Regions from separate parts of the Homo sapiens genome. Here region 1 is linked to region 2. A link is an interaction called in ENCODE POLR2A ChIA-PET data of the cell type or tissue named here. Cell type or tissue: B cell. All regions are shown on one strand. Links, peaks and the distances in the headings refer to the core of each region. The heading gives the core; the rest is flanking DNA. Region 1 overlaps YTHDC2 (YTH N6-methyladenosine RNA binding protein C2). Region 2 overlaps APC (APC regulator of Wnt signaling pathway).

Region 1 (10,713 bases), core at 1,923-9,922, 690 kb after region 2:
GTAGAGAGCAATTATGTGGTCCTAAGACCAATTAAAGGTTGGTCTTAGGACCACATGAGTAAACAAGCTGTTTAGATAAACTCCTCTGTGTCTACGAGCTCAGCTTTTAAGAGAATTCAGCTGCCTTCAGCCAAACACTTTATGCAACCCCCAGGCATTCCAAGAGGGTTTTTGTTTATTTCCTATAATTTTACAATTTCTCTCATCATCCTGACCGAGCCCCCACATCTGGATGAACTAGTCAAGTTTAAAAAAAAAAATCCTAGGGGCCAGCACATGTATGAAAAGATGTTTTCTTTTACTCACAGTTTAAAAAATGAAAATAAAAACAGTTATATTTTTTAACTATAAGATTGGCAGAAATTAAAAAATTGATGGTACCAAGTATTTGTATGGGTGTTGGAAGGCAGCTCTTCTGCTTTGTTGGTAGGAGTATAAATTGTTTTGGGGAGCAATTTGATAATTTTTTTACTCTAAATTAAAAATTTATTTACTCCATGACTCAGCATTTTCACTACTAGTGATTTCACTGCTACTACATATATCTTTCTAAAACTCTGGAGATAGGTGTTTACTGCAGTGTTGTTTATAATATCAAGCAACAACATCAATAACAAACCTAGAAAACTGGAAATTACTTAAATGTTTAATCATTTGTTAAATTATAGCATATCCATGAGATGGAATATGCAGCTGTTAAAATGGGCTAGGTAGATCTGGTATGTTATGTGAAAACTGCAAATTACGGACATTAAGTACAGTCATCACTTTGCATGGATAAAAATCATGCTTATATACACAAATATTCTGGGTTGTGTAAAACTTTTTTTTTCTTGAAAGATTTCATAAGTAACAGTAGTTACTTTTTTGGAGAAGATATAAGGGCATTGGTGGCAGGGAGTAGGTAAGATTTTGATTTTAAATCGTTCCAACCTGTTTGAATTTTATTTATAAAAAGGTATCTACAATCCTGGATTATAGACTATTTTTGTTTTTTAACGCTTTTCATTATTTAAAAAATCCCAGTGGAATTTTAATTTTTATTTTATTGACTTTATGGAATAATTTGGGGAGAAGTTAACATTTTTACAGCATTGATTATCCCCATCCATGAATATGGCATATTTTCTTTATATATTCAGGTCTTCTTTTATGTTTTTCCAGTAGCATTTTATAATCTTCATGTAAACCTTAAATATTCCTGGATATATTTGATTTTAGATATTTTAGCTTTAGTTTCTATTGTGAGCAAGATCTTTTCAAATTACATTTTTTAGCTGATTACTAGTTACATGAATGTTGTTGATTTTATGATTATATTTGGACTTGTTATAGAACTTCAATTCTAGTGGTTTTTCAGTTGATTCACTTAGATTTTTTGTATTATGTGATCATGTCATCTTACAGTTTTTAAAACTTTTGTTTCAGATTCCTCAGTTCCTTTTAGATGATTGCTTTAAAAATGGTATCCCCTGCCGTATATTTTGTACTCAACCAAGACGATTGGCAGCTATCGCTGTGGCTGAAAGAGTTGCCGCAGAGAGACGGGAAAGGATTGGTCAAACAATTGGTTATCAGATCCGATTAGAAAGCAGGTAAAAACAGTTCTCATGTATCTTCTCTTTTATCATGCTTAAAAAAGACTATGTATATTTCACTAAAAATAGAGGATGTGTTCGTTGAAAAGTTAGGTGATCATTTTGCTCCAAGTAAGTCTACATCAAGATATTAAAGTCATGTCTAAATCTAGAGTAGTATTGAATGAAGAGTTTGAAAAAGACTTTGAACCATAGATAAAAATTCCATTTCAGGCGGGACGCGGTGGCTCATGCCTGTAGTCCCAGTACTTTGGGAGGCCGAGGCGGGTGGATCACCTGCGGTCAGGAGTTCGAGACCAGCCTGACCAACATGGAGAAACCCTGTCTCTACTAAAAAAAAAAAATACAAAATTATCCGGGCTTGGTGGTGCATGCCTGTAATCCCAGCTACTCGGGAGGCTGAGGCAGGAGAATCGTTTGAACCCGGAAGGCGGAGGTTGTGGTGAGCTGAGATCGCACCATGGCACTCCAGCCTGGGCAACAAGAGCGAAACCGTCTCAAAAAAAAAAAAAAATTCCGTTTCCTAGTTTCATGATCATAGTTATTTTACCTCTTTGAGCCTCAGTGTTCTTATCTATAAAATGAGTCAAAGAAAAGCATCTAGAGTACAGGTTTGATGTGAAGTTTATAGTGAACACTCAATAACTGTTAGTGAATTTATTATCAGTAGTAGTATAAATTGAGCATCTTAAATCCAAAAATCTGAAATCCAAGATGCTAAAAAATCTAAAACTTTTTGAGTGCCAACATGACACTCAAAGGAAATGTTCATCAGAGGATTCTGGATTTACGATTTTCAGATTTGGGATGCTCAACTGGAGGTATTCTAAAATCTGGAAAAATCTGAAACCTAAAACCCTTTCTGTCTCGAGCATTTTGGATAAGGAATACTCAGTATATGTAGTATTAGTAATGCCTTCTTGACAAGTAGTACTTTTTTTATTCTCAGTGGTGATTAAAAAATCTGATTCCATTTGTAACATACTTTAGCTGCAAGCAAAAAGTATTTAAGGTTTTGTTTTGTTTTTAGAGCAGCTTAGGTTCTTTAACAAAATACATCATTTAATATAAAAGGCTATTGTCAGGCAGTCTCACATAACTGCAAAACCTCATAGCTTTACTAATAAACTGTACATACCGGTACACTATTAGTAATATTTATTAAAATGTGTACGAGGCCAGCATTTAATGTGATTATATTTTAGTTACATGAAAAACTTGCAATTGTGCACTTTGTTTTGCTTTTTTTTTAAAAGGGTTTCTCCAAAGACACTTCTGACATTTTGTACTAATGGGGTATTGCTTCGTACATTGATGGCAGGAGATAGTACGTTGTCGACTGTGACACATGTTATCGTGGTAAGAATATTGCTGAATTTGTCATATGTAACTCAGATTGCTTAAAATTTAAATACATATGCCGTTTCAGGATAGTCTCAAAAAATTTAAATACATAATTACATTTTTGGAATAGGGTAGAAAAGAGAACCAACTTATTCTTTTGAACAGGCTGTAATGATCAATTTATTTTTTGTCTATAATTATTAGAAATATTTTGTATTACAAAAATAATAAAGCCATTAGGCTTTATTGAGGGAAAATAAAATAAGCAGGTAGTTTTAAAAAATGTGCTTTTCATATATGAAAATGATGCATGCACTTAGAGTTCTCAAAAAAAAGGGAGATTTCTTTTATCTCTATACTTGGTTGTTTGATCCCTTCATTAATATCATATATTTCCCAATGATAGGGGTATACTAATAAACTCCATGATTAAGCTGCTAAATTAACTAACTGCTGATGAACTAAGTTGATGAGTTTACCCCTTTGTTAAGGAATTCTAAGCTTTTACCTAGTTTGTGTCAAAAAAAATTAGATTAAGTTTTATAAACTTGGAATAAGCAGCTTTTAGAAACTTACCCAAACCAAAGGATGCACTTCATAAGCTCTGATGCTAAAAGAAACGTATTTACATAGATTTTTTATGTATTAAAAGCACATTAAATTGGACTTTACTTATAATTTTTTGTAGTTTTATATTTTGTGGGAAAAAAGGGCAATATAGACAGCTCTCTGTATCTGTGGGTTCCATGACTATGGATTCAAACAACTGCAGGTTGAAAACATTTAAAGAAATATTGTGTGTCTGTTGAACATGTACAGACTTTTCTTGTTGTTATTCCCTAAAGAATACAGTGTAACTATTTACCTAGCATTACACTGTACTAGGTAATATAGGTAGTCTAGAGATGATTTAAAGTATATGGAAGGATTTGCATAGGATATGTGCAAATACTATGCCATTTTTTTTTTTAATCAGGGACTTGAGCATCCATGAATTTTGGCATGGGGGAAGGCCCTGGAACCATTCACCCACAGATGCCAGGGGACAACTTTACTTTGTCATCTGCATTTCATTGTTAATGTCTAATTATTTCTGAAATTCCTGTAATACAAAATTTTCATGAATATTGATTGGCCTTGTCCACATTTAATTTGAATTAGTGTAAAACCCAGTGGTGCCATTGTTTTTAAAGACTTAGTCATCAATAATGTTTTAACTGTTCCATGGTTTTATTTCTGTTTACTATAGGATGAAGTGCATGAAAGGGATCGATTTAGTGATTTTTTACTTACAAAGTTAAGAGATTTGTTGCAAAAGCACCCAACTTTGAAACTAATTCTTTCTAGTGCTGCCTTGGATGTAAATCTCTTTATAAGATATTTTGGAAGTTGTCCAGTGATATATAGTAAGTTAAATTGTCAGATTTCTTCTATAATTTTTATGAAAGAACACTTTTGGACATTATTTATCCTAACAGAAACTGGGGAATGTTCTGAAGTAGAGGCCATCTATTACCGTTCCACCTGAGATAGGCTTAATTGTCACTTCTTTCTGTTTTCAACTTCTCCTTTTCTATCAACAGCTCTTTGGTATTGTGTAGTGAGCCTAATTCTCTTACCTTAAAAGGAAATATGCTTTATTTTCACTTTGTGTTCCTTCTTAAATTGTCCTATAACTATTTCCCTTTATTGGTAGATATCTTTGAAAAGTAGTCTATACTCCCATGTTTTACTTCACATTCACTTCTGAAAATGCTAAAACAACTTTTGCCCTTGTCCTTTATTAAAAACGGATTTTGCCACCAGTCTTTAAAAAAATGATAAATTCCTCTTCAAAAAATACAAAAGTTAGGCCGGGCGTGGGGGCTCACGCCTGTAATCCCAGCACTTTGGGAGGCCAAGGCAGGTGGATCACGAGTTCAGGAGATGGAGACCATCCTGGCTAACACAGTGAAACCCTGTCTCTACTAAAAATACAAAAAATTAGCCAGGCGTGGTGGCACGCACTTGCAGTCCCAGCTACTCGGGAGGCTAAGGCAGGAGAATGGCGTGAACCCAGGAGGCGGAGCTTGCAGTGAGCTGAGATTGTGCCACTGCACTCCAGCCTGGGTGACAGAGCAAGACTCCGTCTCAAAAAAAATAAATAAATAAAAATACAAAAGTTCTGTTTACTTCAGTGAAATAATACAAAAATATATATAGAAAAAGTTCACAATTGCCCCTATCCTTGTTCCATGTCCTACTTTTCTGATTTATGGATGTTAACAGTGTTATATATATTCGTTTTTACTTAATGTAAGAACACAAATGTATGCAAATATATACGTATTTATAACATTTACAAAAATTGGCTTTATGGATTTATGATTTATGGATGTTAACAGTGTTTTATATATATTTGTTCTTCATCTTCACAAAAATGTATGCAAATATATACACATTTATAACGTTTACAAAAATTGGTTTTATAAACATGAGCACATGGCTAATACATTATTTGCAATTTGCTTTATCATGAACAGTTTTCCAGTTTAGTAACCCTGGATCTAGTTCTTTATTTTAAGCACCTGCATAATAAAGTATTTCATAATATTGATGTACTATATTTATTTTACCATTTCTTTATTTTTGGATATTCAAGTTGGTTCTAGATCCCCCGCCTCGCCCCTGCCAACAATGTTATAATGAACATCCTTTTATGTATATCCTGATGTACTGGATTTCTAGGGATAGATTTCTGAAAGTGAATTTGCTAAATAAGAGTATATCTATTTTTAATTTTAACAGCTTTTGCCATTTTACTTTTCAAAAGGCTGAAATGATTTACATTTCTGAAGTGTATAAGGCTATTTATTTGAATTTTTACCGGTGTCGTTTGACATTAACCTAATTGCCAATCTGATATTCAAATTTTAGGCAAAAATCTTACTTAACTTTTCTGTGGTATGTTTTATGGTTGGCTCTCTCTCTTTTTTTTTTTTTTTTTTGTGAAATGCTCAGATGCTGTAGTTTGTTTGATAACATTGCTGCTTGCTAAACCTCATTCTTCATTATATCCCATGCTTTCTCAGTCTCCCCTGTGGGCTTCTCTTCTTTTACATGATGCTTAAATAGTGGTATTCTCTAGAATTATTCCCTTGATCCGTTTCCTTTTTTTTTTTTCTGTTCGTTCCGTCTTCCTTCCTTCCTTTCCCACTATTCCCATCCTCTTGTTTCCTGCCCTATGCTATACTCTACTAGGTATTGGAGATGCATAGTTTTCCTGGAAGCTCTCATTCATGCCCTGGGCTTCTATTTTTTCTTTTATACTGATGACTTCTGAATCTTTATTTTCAGTTGTTCTCCAGAGCTTTGGATTTAGATATTTCTAGTATGCCCCAAACTGAATACTTCATCTCTTTTGCAAAACCCTTTTCTCTTCTTGTGTTACCTGTCTTAGTTAATCATACTACTATTGACCTAATCACCTGAATCACAAACCTATAAGTTCTTAACTCCTTGTAATAATCTTGGGTGATCAGGGACATCAGATCTGTACATATGCTAATCGAAAGCTCATTTTTCATTTTACATGCCTAAAACCAAACCCCATTTCCCACCAGCAAACCTGTTCTTTTCAGGTTTCTTTGTTACCTCAGAGAATGACATTATCATTCAGATTTGCAAGCCAGACATCAAAGGACTATATTTGACACTTTATTTTTTTTCCATATCCAATATAATGCTGAGTTCTACGGATTTTACCTCCCGCCTAGCTCTAGAATTTGTCTGCTTCTTTTTTGGTTTTCACTATTATTAATCTCATTCAGGTTAACCTGAACTATTGCAGTAGCTGCTACTTGGCTTGACGTAGCATTCTGCTGTCTTTAAATCCATTCTCCATATTGCAGTCAGAGTGGTCTTCTTTGAAGTAGAATTCTGATGATGTCAAGCACTTTACTGAGCTTAAATCTTTGAATGACTTTTACCTCAGGATAAAGACATAAACCCTTAGTAAGACTTATCTTTTCCTCTTACCTCATCTTGAACGATATCCCTCTCCATTCCCACACTCCCACCATTTTTCAAGTAAGTTAGCCTTTTAGTTCCTTGAAACACCTTTAGGTCCTTGAAACTCCTTTCTAGCACAGGGACTTTGCACATGCTGTTTTTCATCATCATTATACACTTTTTATTCTTTTCATATGGCTTTGTTATTTTGTTTATCTTCTTGTTTCTCATTTTCTTAGTGAGGATACTTTCTTGATGTTGTCAAATCCCCCGTTACATACTGTCATGGTGTCTTGTACTTGTATCTCAGGACTCTTCACAACTCTATATTTACCTTCATATTCTGGATTTTTGGATTGATTTCTGTCTCTTCCACTAGCTTGCCTCCAGGGAACAGGAAATAGCTCTGTTTCCTCTTACAATTTCTACTTATAATACAAATGATATTGATGCCAGACACATGATAAGTAGGTAGTAAACACTAGAGGAAAAAACCCAAGCACACAAACAGTTGTCTAATAGTTGTTTGTAAGTCAAAGTTATAGTTAAAGGACAATATTATAAGAGTCACTTGAACTATGAAATTGCTTTTGGATATTATACTGAGATTCATTAACTTGGGATTTTCATGTTTTTATGTGAATTTTCTCCAAGATGCAAGTTGAGTATTTAATTTTTTTTTATTATTTAGTACAGGGAAGACCATTTGAAGTAAAAGAAATGTTTCTGGAAGATATTTTAAGAACAACTGGATATACAAACAAAGAAATGTTAAAATATAAAAAGGAAAAACAGCAAGGTAAATTTTTTAATAAAAGAAATATAAAAGAAATTACTATTGATAATGACTTTGGAGTACTCCATCCTTACATTGTGGAGGTACAAGGACACTTGAAAGTGTTTTTCTCTTGTATATAATTGTATAACCTTATATTGGAATATTGTCCCAAATATTCCTTTGCTTTCTGGTTTGTGTCCAGAAGTTATAATCTGTGGAGAGAAACTGAAAGTGGGTGCCAGAGTTGAGGAGGTGTCTATATCCAAACATTCAGCCACCTTTTAAGGAGATAGAAGAATATATGCTGGCTGCCCACAGCATATCTCATAGGGAAGGACTGGGAAGTGAATGGGAGGGAGTGAAAAAAGTAGTATGTGATTAATAACAAACTTTGATAAAAATGTTGAGTTTTCCAAATCTTGATGATGTTACAGGATTTCATTGATACTTTGAATTTAGCATTATTTTCCTGTTAATACGTCTCTTGTAATGACATATTTCAGCTTTTGAATTAGGGTTCAGATTTCTTTTTCTTAATTTTAACTTCATTATTCATCATAGAAGACTTGGCTTCAAGCTTTGATACCTTGTTTATTCTGTATGCCCTTGGACAAAAATCTGAACTCCTTTGGATTTTCCCCTTGAAAAATGTAATCAGCAATGCTGATTTCATTGGGAAGCACTGAATTACTGATATGTAAGTTGTAAAACTCCTAGATCTTGAAACTTAAAAAAAAAAATTAAAAAAAAATTTTTTTAGAGACAGGTTCTTGTTCTATTACTCAGGCTGGAGTGCATTGGTGCAATCATGGCTCACTGCAGCCTCGACCTCCTCATCTCAAGGGATCCTCCCACCTCAGCCTCTTGAGATGTAGACCACTGTGCCCAACTAATTTTTAAAATATTTTGTAGATACGCAGTCTAGTTACATCGCCCAGGCTGGTCTTGAACTCCTGGCCTCAAGCAATCCTCTTGCCTCAGTGTCCTAAAGTGGAACTACAGGCATGAGCCACCATGTCCAGCTGAAACATTTGAAGATGAAAATTATATATAATTGTATCTCAGAAAACTAGCGTGGTGGTAGAACTTCAACAAATGGTTTTCTACAAAGTGCTGTATGAATATTGGTCATTGATTTAAACAATAGTTATAACATGGATAAAAATACTCTTAATTCTGGACTTACTTAGAAGTAAACTTATTAGTAGGACTTGGAACAATAGGTGAATGCATGAATGTATTAGCCCATTTTCACACTGCTGTAAAGATACTACCTGAGACTTGGAAATTTATAAAGAAAAGAGGTTTAATTCACTCACAGTTCTGCATGGCTGGGGAGGCCTCAGGAAACTTAGTCATGATGGAAGGCAAAGGGGAAGCAAGGACCTTCTTTACATGGCAGCAAGAGAGAGAAGTGCAAGCAAGGGAAATACCAGATGCTTATAAAACCATCAGATCTCGTGAGAACTCACTATCATGAGAACAGCATGGGGGAAACTGCCCCCATGATCCAATCACCTCCCACCAGGTCTTTCCCTCAACACCTGCGAATTATAATTCAAGATGAGATGTGGGTGGAGACATAAAGCCTAACCATATCAATGAAGTTTTCAAGCAGTTTCATGTGTCTTTTTGTTTCAGCATAACACATTTTTATTGAATATTCTTAATATATTTTTTAAAAGTAACTACAGAATAAGACCAACTTTTAAGAGATACCAGATTCCCATAATTTATTTAAACAAAGGAATACATTTCAAAAAGGAAATGATTTGTCTACATATTCTTTCTTTGATAATTAATTTAGAAGAGAAACAACAAACCACACTTACAGAATGGTACTCAGCTCAAGAAAATAGTTTCAAGCCTGAATCTCAGAGGCAGAGAACTGTTCTAAATGTGACTGATGAGTATGACTTACTGGATGATGGTGGTGATGCTGTCTTCAGTCAGCTGGTATGACCTCCCTGGTTTCCCACTCATATTTTGTGTGAAAATTGTGTAGGTTAAAGAACATTTTATGAGCTTATAATTTTTTTTTTTTTTTTTGAGATGGAGTCTGGCTCTGTGGCCCAGGCTGGAGTGGAGTGGCGTGATCTCGGCTCACTGCAAGCTCCGCGTTCCGGGTTCACGCCATTCTCCTGCCTCAGCCTCCCAAGTAGCTGGGACTATAGGCGCCCGCCACCATGTCCAGCTAAATTTTTGTATTTTTAGTAGAGACGGGATTTCACTGTGTTAGCCAGGGTGGTCTTGATCTCCTGATCTCGTGATCCACCCGCCTCGGCCTCCCAAAGTGCTGGGATTACAGGAGTGAGCCACTGCACCCAGCCAAGAGATTGTAATTTTTTACTGCATAATTGAATGGTAATTCTCTTGGTTTATTTTAGACCACAACCAATTTTTCAGAGCAACTTTCTACTCTTTAAAAAAATAATTTACCCTTTTTTTGAGCATGTGATAGTATGTAATGCAGATATGTTTGCAGTTTTCTACTAGTGTTTAAAGTTGTAATGTATCCAAATGAACTGTACATGAGTTTTTAAAAATACTTTTAAAGAATATTTAAAAATTGGTAATAAAAATTGTTATTTAACATCTTTATAGATATGCACGCTAAATATACTATATATATAATGATATATATCCTATATGTTTATAGGATTATAACACATGCTATATAAAAAAACATATAGTATAGACTTATTTGGGTCATGGAACAGCATTTTGACCATGTATATTTGTGGTTCTTAAGACTGGCTGTATATTTTGTCACCTGAGGAGCTTTTAAAGCCCTATGGAATCTAGCACCCTACCAACAAGAGATTCTGATGCACTTGCTCTGGGGTGGGACCTGGCATCAGTATTAAAAAGCTCCAGGTGATACTTCCCTTGATGTGCAGTTGGGAGAGAGAACTACTGATCTGTATGTGCATTTAACAACATCATATTGGAAGCACAATTAACATCGTGACTAGATCATAGTCCTTTGTTGACAAACTCATT
Region 2 (10,713 bases), core at 999-8,998:
ATTATTGCTTGTCTTAAAATAATGAACACTACAGATAGAAAATATGATATATTGCTGTTATCAATCATTTCTAGATTATAAACTGACTAAACTTACATCAGGGAAAAATTGGTATTTATGCAAAAAAAAATGTTTTTGTCCTTGTGAGTCCATCTAACATCATAATTAATCATGTGGCTGTGAAATTCACAGTAATATGGTTCCCGATGAACAAGTTTACCCAGCCTGCTTTGCTTTACTGCATGAATGAAACTGATGGTTCAATTTCAGAAGTAATGATTAACAGTTATGTGGTCACATGATGTGCATAGAGATAGCTACAGTGTAATAATTTACACTATTTTGTGCTCCAAACAAAACAAAAATCTGTGTAACTGTAAAACATTGAATGAAACTATTTTACCTGAACTAGATTTTATCTGAAAGTAGGTAGAATTTTTGCTATGCTGTAATTTGTTGTATATTCTGGTATTTGAGGTGAGATGGCTGCTCTTTTATTAATGAGACATGAATTGTGTCTCAACAGAAACTAAATGAACATTTCAGAATAAATTATTGCTGTATGTAAACTGTTACTGAAATTGGTATTTGTTTGAAGGGTCTTGTTTCACATTTGTATTAATAATTGTTTAAAATGCCTCTTTTAAAAGCTTATATAAATTTTTTTCTTCAGCTTCTATGCATTAAGAGTAAAATTCCTCTTACTGTAATAAAAACAATTGAAGAAGACTGTTGCCACTTAACCATTCCATGCGTTGGCACTTATCTATTCCTGAAATTTCTTTTATGTGATTAGCTCATCTTGATTTTTAATATTTTTCCACTTAAACTTTTTTTTCTTACTCCACTGGAGCTCAGTAAAAGTAAATTCATGTAATAGCAATGCAAGCAGCCTAGCACAGACTAAGCATTGAGCATAATAGGCCCACATAATTTCCTCTTTCTTAATATTATAGAATTCTGTACTTGAAATTGATTCTTAGACATTGCAGTCTCTTCGAGGCTTTACAGTGTAAACTGTCTTGCCCCTTCATCTTCTTGTTGCAACTGGGTCTGACATGAACACTTTTTATCACCCTGTATGTTAGGGCAAGATCTCAGCAGTGAAGTATAATCAGCACTTTGCCATGCTCAGAAAATTCAAATCACATGGAACTTTAGAGGTAGATTTAATACGATTAAGATATTCAGAAGTATATTTTAGAATCCCTGCCTGTTAAGGAAACTTTATTTGTGGTAGGTACAGTTCTGGGGTACATGTTAAGTGTCCCCTTATACAGTGGAGGGAAGTCTTCCTTCCTGAAGGAAAATAAACTGACACTTATTAACTAAGATAATTTACTTAATATATCTTCCCTGATTTGTTTTAAAAGATCAGAGGGTGACTGATGATACATGCATACATATTTGTTGAATAAATGAAAATTTATTTTTAGTGATAAGATTCATACACTCTGTATTTGGGGAGGGAAAACCTTTTTAAGCATGGTGGGGCACTCAGATAGGAGTGAATACACCTACCTGGTGCCTTGAAAATCACATCAAGTAGTTAATTATCTACCCCTTACCTGTGTTTATAACTTCCAGGTAATGAGAATGATTTTTTTTAAAGCTAAAATGCCAGTAAATAAAAGTGCTATGACTTGAGCTAAGATATTTGACTCCAATGCCTGTACTGTGTCTACTGCACCACTTTGTAAACACTTCAATTTACTATCTTTGAAATGATTGACCTTTAAATTTTTGCCAAATGTTATCTGAAATTGTCTATGAATACCATCTACTTCTGTTGTTTTCCCAGGCTTCCATAAACAATGGAGATACATGCATATAGGTCATACTGGTTTCCTTTCATTTTTTGATTTTCTATTTCTAATTTTCTGAATTACTGCATGCCAGTTGTTGCAAACCACTTCAAGTACTTCTATGGAAAGAGATGGATGTTAGTCAATTAGATAAACTTGCCTTTTAATTCAAATAAGGAAGAAAATATAAATGCTGAAAATGAACATTCCACATGCCAGAAAAGTGGAATTTTTGTAGGCAACACTTGAGTGGGGGGAGACGGGCCAGTCTATACTACCCATTGAAGTAAAGACTGCTGGATGAGGCCCTCTGTTAGAGATAGTGGTTCTGAATTAGTAAAGGGGCAAATCTCAATTCTAATTATAGATGTTCACAGGGTGCTGCTATAATCGATAGCAGGCCAAATATTCCCAGTTTATGCTTGTTAACAAATGGCATACTAAGCCCAGCGTTGGGAATTAGTCAGGAGTTACGATGCCTGTTTAGAGAGGAGTGGGGGAGGGAGAGTTACCTAACGTAAGGCACTTCAAAGGAGTGCGTTGGGATCACCAGGAGTGCTTAACAAGACATAGCTGGGCCATACCCCCAGTTTGATTCAGGATGTTTGGAATGGGGCCTAAGAACTTGCATATCTAACAAGTTCAAAGGTGAGGCTAATGCTGCTGGTCTGGAGACCACACTTTTTGAGAATTACTGCCCTAAGATCACAGTGAAGCTCCTTGAGTGGTTGCCTTCAGCTCTAGCGATTCCTCCCAACAACTGGACCCTTAATCTGACAAAGTATAGCAACAGATAAAAGACTTCCCCTAGGCATAAAAGATTTCAATATTAAGCCATCCAATTTCATAATGCTCATCTCAACTCCTGACAGCAGACAAACTTAGCCAGACATGAACAAACAAGTAATTCTAAAGACAGTGATTATATTTGAAGGATCAGTTAATGTTCCCTTTGAGACTGTCATTATAAAAAGCAGTAACTTCAGCAAAGATCTAATTTGAATTTTCAATAAGATTAAAAGACTATGAAAAGGGAACTTTGAGATGAGAGAAGGTTGATTTCAGATGAAAATATCCAGTTTTTTAATATACAGTGGAAGTGATCAATAATTAGCAAATAAGATATTTGAGGACAACTTTACAGATTACCAGGGTAATGAAAAGGAAGTAATCAAAGATAAGCCCCATAAGGATCAAATAGCACTGTAAGTACAGTAAAATGTTTCTTGATTAAAATATGGATCATGTTGCCACAGGTTAATTACATGAAAGAATGAATCTCTTGCAGAGGATGGGAGCCAGTTGCACAATATCTGAATATATGTTATCCCAGGGTTTCTTGGAATCTAAGGAAAAAAGCAGAGCACCAGAAATGCAAAAAGTAAATTGCCCATAGTTAAAGGAACATCTGAGTAGTCAGATCATTAAAATTTATGAAACAATTATTTTTCACAAGTCATGGTGGCTGAAATAGAGTGTATAATTTTTTTCCTTTCAAATAAGCGTATTTTCCTCATATTACACTGACTTAAAATTTAAAAATTACTTTGTAATGTTGAAACCTATAGACTGTGGCTCCTGTAAACCCCAGGTCATTTTCCTGCCATTCTTACAACTCTGTCTAAGATCTATAAAAGTATATTCTGCTTTTTGTTAGGCCATTCATGCTTTTTTCAACCTGTACATTCTATGTATATAATATTGTTCTTGGTGCTAAATACACTTTCTTTTATCTGATATTCAGGATAATTCTTTCTCTACATTTGTGACTATCCACTTATTTTCTCGAATAATTAAAAATATTCAACATAATGTATGTTAGTGAAGGTGACCAATGAATATAAAGCAGCATTAGTGAAAAATAACTATTGAAAAAAATGCCAAACATTAACTTCCCTACCTACACCACCTTTTGGAATCCAGACCCTTAGCCTCATTCACTGGTCACTGAACTACGTACCCAGTCTTTCTCCCTGACCTTGGCTATTTGTACCAGAGTTGTATCTGACCTAGAGGAGACTCATCATCAGCTGGTCAGTGACCAGAGACTTGTATAGCACTGCTTGGAAATAAAAAAATGATCAGGCCAATCAATTTGAAATAGTAACAAAGGACATTTCTGGCCGGGTCTTGAGTGCTGGAACTGAAAGAGCACGCACACAGTTAAGGCTCAAATTACTATGACTGGCATCATGAAGCTTAAACTAAGAGGAAGCCACCTAGTGGAGAAAGAGGAAAAGGGAACAGATACTGGGAGGACACATAGTGAGAGAGAGACAAGAATCACAAGCTCAAGACCAGCCTGGGCAACAAAGCGAGACCCTGTCTCTACAAAAAAAAAAAAAAAAAAAAAAATAGGGCCTGATGGTGCATACCTGTAGTCCCAGCTACACAGAGTCTGAGGCGGAAGGATCGCTTGAGGCTGTCAGTTCAAGACTGCAGTGAGCTGTAAGCCCTCCAGCCTGGATGACAAAGCAAGACCCTGTCTCTTAAAAAAAAGAAAAAAAAAATCCTAGGGGTAACATAGTGAGACCTCGTCTCTACAAAAAATTAGCTGGGCATGGGGCTACACGCCTGTAGTCCCAGCTACTCAGGAGGCTGAGGTGAGAGGATCGTTCTCGCCACTGCACTCCAGCCTTGGTGACAAAATAAGAACCTGTCTCAAAAAAAGAGTCCCTAGCTCCTGGAGTCACTCAGTTCCTGCCATTTTTGAGACTTTGTTCTACTTTTCCCGGTTTGGGGAGCACTTGTGAACCTCTCACCCCTCTTTGGTCCTGAAGTAACTTTAACAGAAAACCATATTTAGACATACAGTAAGTTTTAAAATTTCCAAGATAAGACTATAAAAACATCATTGGGGCCGGGAGCGGTGGCTCACGCCTGTAATCCCAACTCTTCGGGAGGCCGAGGCAGGTGGATAAGGAGATCAAGAGATCAAGACCATCCTGGCCAGCATGGTGAAACCCTGTCTCTACTGAAAATAAAAAAATTAGTCGGGTGTGGTGGCGCGCGCCTGTAGTCCCACCTAGTCAGAAGGCTGAGGCAGGAGAATCACTTGAACCCGGGAGGCGGCGGAGGTTGCAGTGAGCCAAGATCTCACCACTGCACTGCAGCCTGGGTGACAGAGCGAGGGAAAAAATAAATAAATAATAAAAAAAATTAAAAAAAAACAATAGGAAGAGAAGAATAGGTTGCCTTAAAAGAAAAAAGTTGGCATCAAATATCTCTGTAATACTAAATGTCAAAGAACAAAACACCACAAAAAATGGAACACAATACATGCGGCATTTGGAGGGAATAGAAATATTACCTAAGAATTCTGAAACCAACCATACTAACATTTCATTTATCAGCCTTTGGGATTCTTGTTATAGTTAAAAACAAGACCTCTAAATGACAAGATGTTTATTTAAAGAATATGAGGTAGCCCACAGGATCTGTATGAGGACTAGAAAATCAGCCTTAGAAACTGATTTTTCTAAGTGGATATTGTTTCACAGTGGAAACAATATCCAAACCATACTGTGAGACTGCAGTAAAGACTTAGATGCTACCCCTAAATGCTGGAATCCTCTGACACCATCGCCATAAAATAAGATTACATGTGGCACTCACTTCACGCTGCTTGCTTCTGAATTGAAGTCTTGCTTGGGTGGACGTGATTGGCAGAGGATGTATTGACATGCCTGTAGCACCTGGGAAAGTTCACTTTTTTGTTTCTCCATTGAGGCTGGATTCATAAAAATGAATTTCTCAAATCTATGAGTGACACTGCAAAAGTGCTTGGGAGCCAGAAACCATGACGTATTTCTACTACAGTATTCCAGCTGCCCCAGTAATTAAGATAAATGGAAAGGTATTAAGATTGAGCAATGAAATATTTAAACTTGAATAAATGTATAAATAATGTTGTTAACCTGATAATGAATCTCAATGTGAATGTTTAAATAACTCACAGAGAAACAATGAAATGCTTAGTAATTTAAATCATCTTAAATTCAAGATTATTCAACCCAGACGGGGAAATAAGGGTTAGAAGGAAAGGAAGAGGTTAAAACACACTGTTTTGAATTTTATGTAGGCAGTGTCAATAGATACTATTTTATTTTTAACTTAGAAAAAATACAAATTCAATTTTTAAGTTTAGTGGTCATGTCAATGTTTAAAAAAAGTATACTACTTTTTCCAGTTTGGGGAACACTTGTGAACTTCTAACCCCTCTTTGTTCCTAAAGTAACTTGAAACTAACAGAAAATCTTATTTAAGTAAAATTTTCCCTCCAAATCACTAGCTGAAAGATAACAGCTAAATTAGCCACAGTGAAGCATAAAATGACGGAATAAGAGTAATAAATGTATTAAACACATAAAATAGCCACTATCAGATTGGATAAAATGAAATCTCCCAACTATATCCCACTAACAAAACAGTCTAAATGATTCAGAATGGATACAATAAAAAGTACAACCACCTTGCAGAGGCAAATGCAAAGAAAACAGTAAAGGCAAATTTATGACAGTATAGTTCTCGATAAAAGGCATCAAACATGAAACATGATGACAACATTTGGTACTATAAATAATAACTTTTCCTTTTGTTTTGCACAGACTAATTCATCTGTAAAGCACTGGCAGCCTCATTGTTACCATGGTTTTTGTTAATTTCTCTTTGCATTTGTAATTTGTTGTTGTTGCCCAAACAACAGTCTCACTCTGTTGCCCAGGCTAGAGTGCAGTGGTGGGATCTCAGCTCACTGCAACCTCTGTCTCCCAGGTTCAAGTGATTCTCCTGCCTCAGCCTCCTGAGTAGCTGGGATTACAGGCATCCACCAACACACCCAGCTAATCTTTTGTATTTTTAGTAGAGACAGGGTTTTACCATTTTGGTCAGGCTGGTCTCAAACTCCTGAGCTTAGGTGATCCGCCCACCTTGGCCTCCCAAAGTGCTGGGATTACAGGCGTGAGCCACTGCGCCCGGCCTGTAATTTTGTTTCATACATTTGCTACCAAGGAGCAGTTATTATTTAAAAACTACAACTTCTGAGCTGGGCATGGTGGCTCATGCCTGTAATCCTAGCATTTAGGGAGGCCAAGGCAGGAGGATTGCTTGAGCCGAGGAGTTCAAGACCAGCTTGGGCAACATAGTGAGACCCCTGTCTCTATTTTAAAAATAATAGCCAGGCGCGGTGACTCACACCTGTAATCCCAGCACTTTGGGAGGCCGAGGGGGACAGATCACCTGAGGTCGGGAGTTCAAGGCCAGCCTGACCAACACGGAGAAACCCCGTCTCTCCTAAAAATACAAAATTAGCTGGGCGTGGTGGCCTATGCCTGTAATCCCAGCTACTCGGGAGGCTGAGGCAGGAGAATCACTTGAACCCAGGAGGTGGAGGTTGCAGTGAGCCGAGATCACATCATTGCACTCCAGCCTGGGCAACAAGAGTGACATTCGGTCTCAAAAAAAGTAAAATAAAATAAAAATAATAAAACCACAACTTCCTTTTAAAAAGGTGGATTCTGTGAAAGGACGTTTCTCAGAGGATCCTTTTCTTTAGCTGAGGACCTTTATGAGTTTGAAATCTGAAAAGCCAAGCCTGGAGTGAGTTGGGAGGAGAGTTAGAGAAAATTTAATAGGTTTGCTTAAGAGAGGTGAGAATCTGGAATTCTTGGGGTAGTCCAGGAATGGGAGGCTGAGGAGGAGAGATGGGAGAGAACAAAGGGAAAGAGGAGAAAGCAAAATATGGAGAGGTCAAGGTTCTAGGTGAAGTAATATGCCCATGATGCAGTGGCTAAAATGATTCAAGAAAGAGAGGTACATTATTTTAGTTGGAACCCTAGGTTCTTTGCAAAATCTCTATTCCAGTGTTAACGTATTCACTTGTTTTTAATTTTCAGGGTCTTTTCTTTACAATTGTAATTAGCTTCACCATCATAGTAACTATAATTATTTAAATCTAAGTATAAATTAGATTTCAGTATTCAGCACTGTTCTATATTACATGACTTTGATTTTCTTCAATTCTGTATGTTAATTTGGCTTAGCTGGAGTATTTCCTCAAATGATTATTATCTTTTCAGAAAAGCTAAATTAGGGTACTGTCTAAATCCATACTCGTTTTCAAATTGTTTTATTTTGCCCTCACACAAGGATAATTTGGGTCACAATTTTGGTCACAATTCTTTTTCTCAGAACTTTTAGATTTTAGCATTTACTACTGCTAAGAAGTTCCAGTATCATTCTGGGTTTCTTCCAATATAGATAACTTTTATTTCCTACTTGAGTGTTTATAGGGTTTTATTTTAAGCCCTTCAATAAAGAAATTTTACTAGCGTTAAGTCCAGCTGTTTGTCTTTTTTCCCATAACTCTTTTAATCCTGAATCTTTTCAATCTTGAGCCTTCAAGCAAATGTTCACATGTTCTTTCTTTTACTGTTACTTCCCCTCCATCACTTCTTTTCTCTCACTTTGCTGCATAAGAAATCAAGCCATAATATAAGGAATTTGGACCAGGCGTGAGGGGTCACGCCTGTAATCCCAGCACTTTAGTAGGCCGAGGCAGGTGGAACACGAGGTCAGGAGATCAAGACCATCCTGGCCAACATGGTGAAACCCTGTCTCTACTAAAAATACAAAAATTAGCTGGGTGTGGTGGCATATGCCTGTAGTCCCAGCTACTTGGGAGGCTGAGGCAGGAGAATTGCTTGAACTGGAGAGACAGAGGCTGCAGTGAGCTGAGATCACGCCACTGCCCTGCAGCCTGGATGACAGAGCGAGACTCTGTCTCAAAAAAAAAAAAAAAATGTAGTGGATACTGGGTCCAAATCAACTGTATCCACCAAAATGGCCCTTGTTATCAGAAACTGGGCAGTGCCTAAGTGGGGACTCTACTCTCAGGAGTTCTTGATGTCCAGAAGTTGCACTGCATTCCCCTAGATGTGGCAAGAACACCTGTCCTCCACTTTGGTATTAACATTTTCCCATAAGATTACCAAACCAGTACTGTTTGTGTTCAAATGCCTTAAGGTATTTTTAATGAAATAGTTTCATTAAAACAGATTTTAATGATAGCCTATTCTCCTAACTCAAAATATAGATATGAATCCTCCAGGGTCTGGATATGGAACACATACAAATCTTAGTGACAAACACCATGTTGTGCTCTGACAGTTTTCCCCCAGATGGTGACAGTTTTGTCATTGGGTCAAGCTGGTCTTCATAACTCTTAGTTGTTCTAGGGTAAATTCTGTGTTCTGTGGAATTGACTTCTGACAGAATGGTAGAACATATTTCCAAAAATGGCACACTATCTCCCATTCCACGTGCTTTTTTTACAGTACAAATCTATTGCCCCTCCTTTGAATCTGAGTTGGTCCTGTGATTGCTTTGACCAATAGGATGTGGAGAAAATGATCTTCTGGGACTTCCAAGACCAGGCATTAAAAAAGCCTAGCAGCTTCTACTTTGCCATCTGCAGGAAACTTGTTAAAACTGTAATGAAGACTTTTCTCAAGACTTTGGCAATTGGGGTATTGCAATAGGGGAAAGGGATTAGCAGCTAGAGATTTATAGCCAAAGGGGTAAGTGGATGGAAAATTGCTAAGGGAAGACATCAAGGATAGGGTGATCCTTGCTAACCTGACTTAACAGGTTCTTGCTGTAAGCAGGCCAAAGCCTTTTACATTAAAGGTGGGGGATGAGAAATCTGATTAGATTTCAAGGGTAGGGAAATTCTCACTAAACTTAGCAGGATTCTTGCTAAAACTAGGTTGGGCTAGACAGGTCAAAGAGAAGACTGGGGCCAAGGTCGAGACCTAGTTGAGAAGAGGATTCAGAGGAGACTGTTTAATGTTTGGTCAAGGAGAGAGTCTTTATCAAAGCCCAATCTAACCATATGGAGATGCCACACCACATGGAGATAGAGATATCCAACCAGCCTTCAGCTGTTCAAGCCATCCCAACTGAGGCAGACATAAACATAAAGTCATTGTGGACTTTCTAGCCCCAGCAGATGCCACATAAAACAGAGACAAGCTGGTCCTGTTTATCTACCCTACCCAAACTGCACTTTCATGAGCAAATAAATTTTTGTTGTTGTTTTAAAGCAGTAAGTTTTAGAGTGCTTTGTTACACAGCAACAGACAAGTGAGACAGGCAGCCATCCCCATTAGCTAACCAAATATGCCCAAGCGTGCCATGAATTTCCCAATAGACTCAACTCAAGCTCAGTCTGGGGTGATCCTGCTATGGCTGTATGCATATGAGTCTCACTCTTAGACCTGTGAGCAACTTGAACTAGATTCTTCATGTTAGGCTTTTGAAAGTTTAATTATAATGTGTCTTAATGTGGGTTTTTTTTTTTAGTTAATCTTACTTGGAGTTCACTGAGCTTCCTGGATGTTTATATTAATATCTTTCAACAAATTTGAGAATTTTTCAGCCATTATTTCTTCAAATATTCTTGCTGTCCTTTCTGTCTCTCTTCTCCTTCTAAAACTCCCACAATGTGTATATTGGTCCACTTGATGGTGTTCCAACAGGTCCCTTAGAATTTGTTTGCTTTTCTTATTTTTTTTTCTTTTGGTTCCTCAGACTCAGTAATTTCCATTATCTTCAAGTTTGCTCATTCTTCTGTCCGTTCAAAACTGCCTCTGACTCCCTCTAGTGAATTTTTCATTTTAGTTGCTGTATTTTTTCACCTTCAGAATTTCTTTTTTGTCTTCTTTTTAGATTTTCTGTCTCTTTATTGTTATTTCCATTTTGTAAATACATGGTTTCCTCAACTTTCTCCACATCCTCCTTTAGTTCTTTGAGCCTCCTTAAGACAGTTGTTTTAAAGTCTCTATCTAGTAGATCTACCATCAGATCTTTTTCAGAAATAGTTTCTGTCGATATCTTTTATTTACTTTTT

Evidence for each region. Peaks named below come from ENCODE experiments on the same cell type or tissue, not always from the same donor. Only the 100,000 strongest peaks of a DNase experiment are listed, where the experiment ranks them.
Region 1: POLR2A ChIA-PET joins it to region 2 with 5 read pairs; 3 of 35 experiments call an interaction of 5 or more read pairs at or near these places.

The regions. Positions count from the first base shown.
Region 1 is chr5:113,531,451-113,542,163 of GRCh38, forward strand. YTHDC2 (YTH N6-methyladenosine RNA binding protein C2) reads left to right here. Exons shown (of 30, transcript NM_022828.5): 5 at 1,429-1,595; 6 at 2,855-2,957; 7 at 4,192-4,348; 8 at 7,624-7,731; 9 at 9,518-9,666. Among named protein-coding and RNA genes, the nearest start is that of YTHDC2, 23 kb to the left of the region's middle. In B cell, for the core only: no CTCF peak of the experiment used is centred there; no DNase peak of the experiment used is centred there; H3K27ac peaks cover 320 bases.
Region 2 is chr5:112,844,411-112,855,123 of GRCh38, forward strand. APC (APC regulator of Wnt signaling pathway) reads left to right here. Exons shown (of 16, transcript NM_000038.6): 16 at 1-1,829. Among named protein-coding and RNA genes, the nearest start is that of SRP19, 12 kb to the right of the region's middle. In B cell, for the core only: CTCF peaks have their summits at 4,020 (motif pointing left) and 4,220; a DNase peak (open chromatin) is centred at 4,031.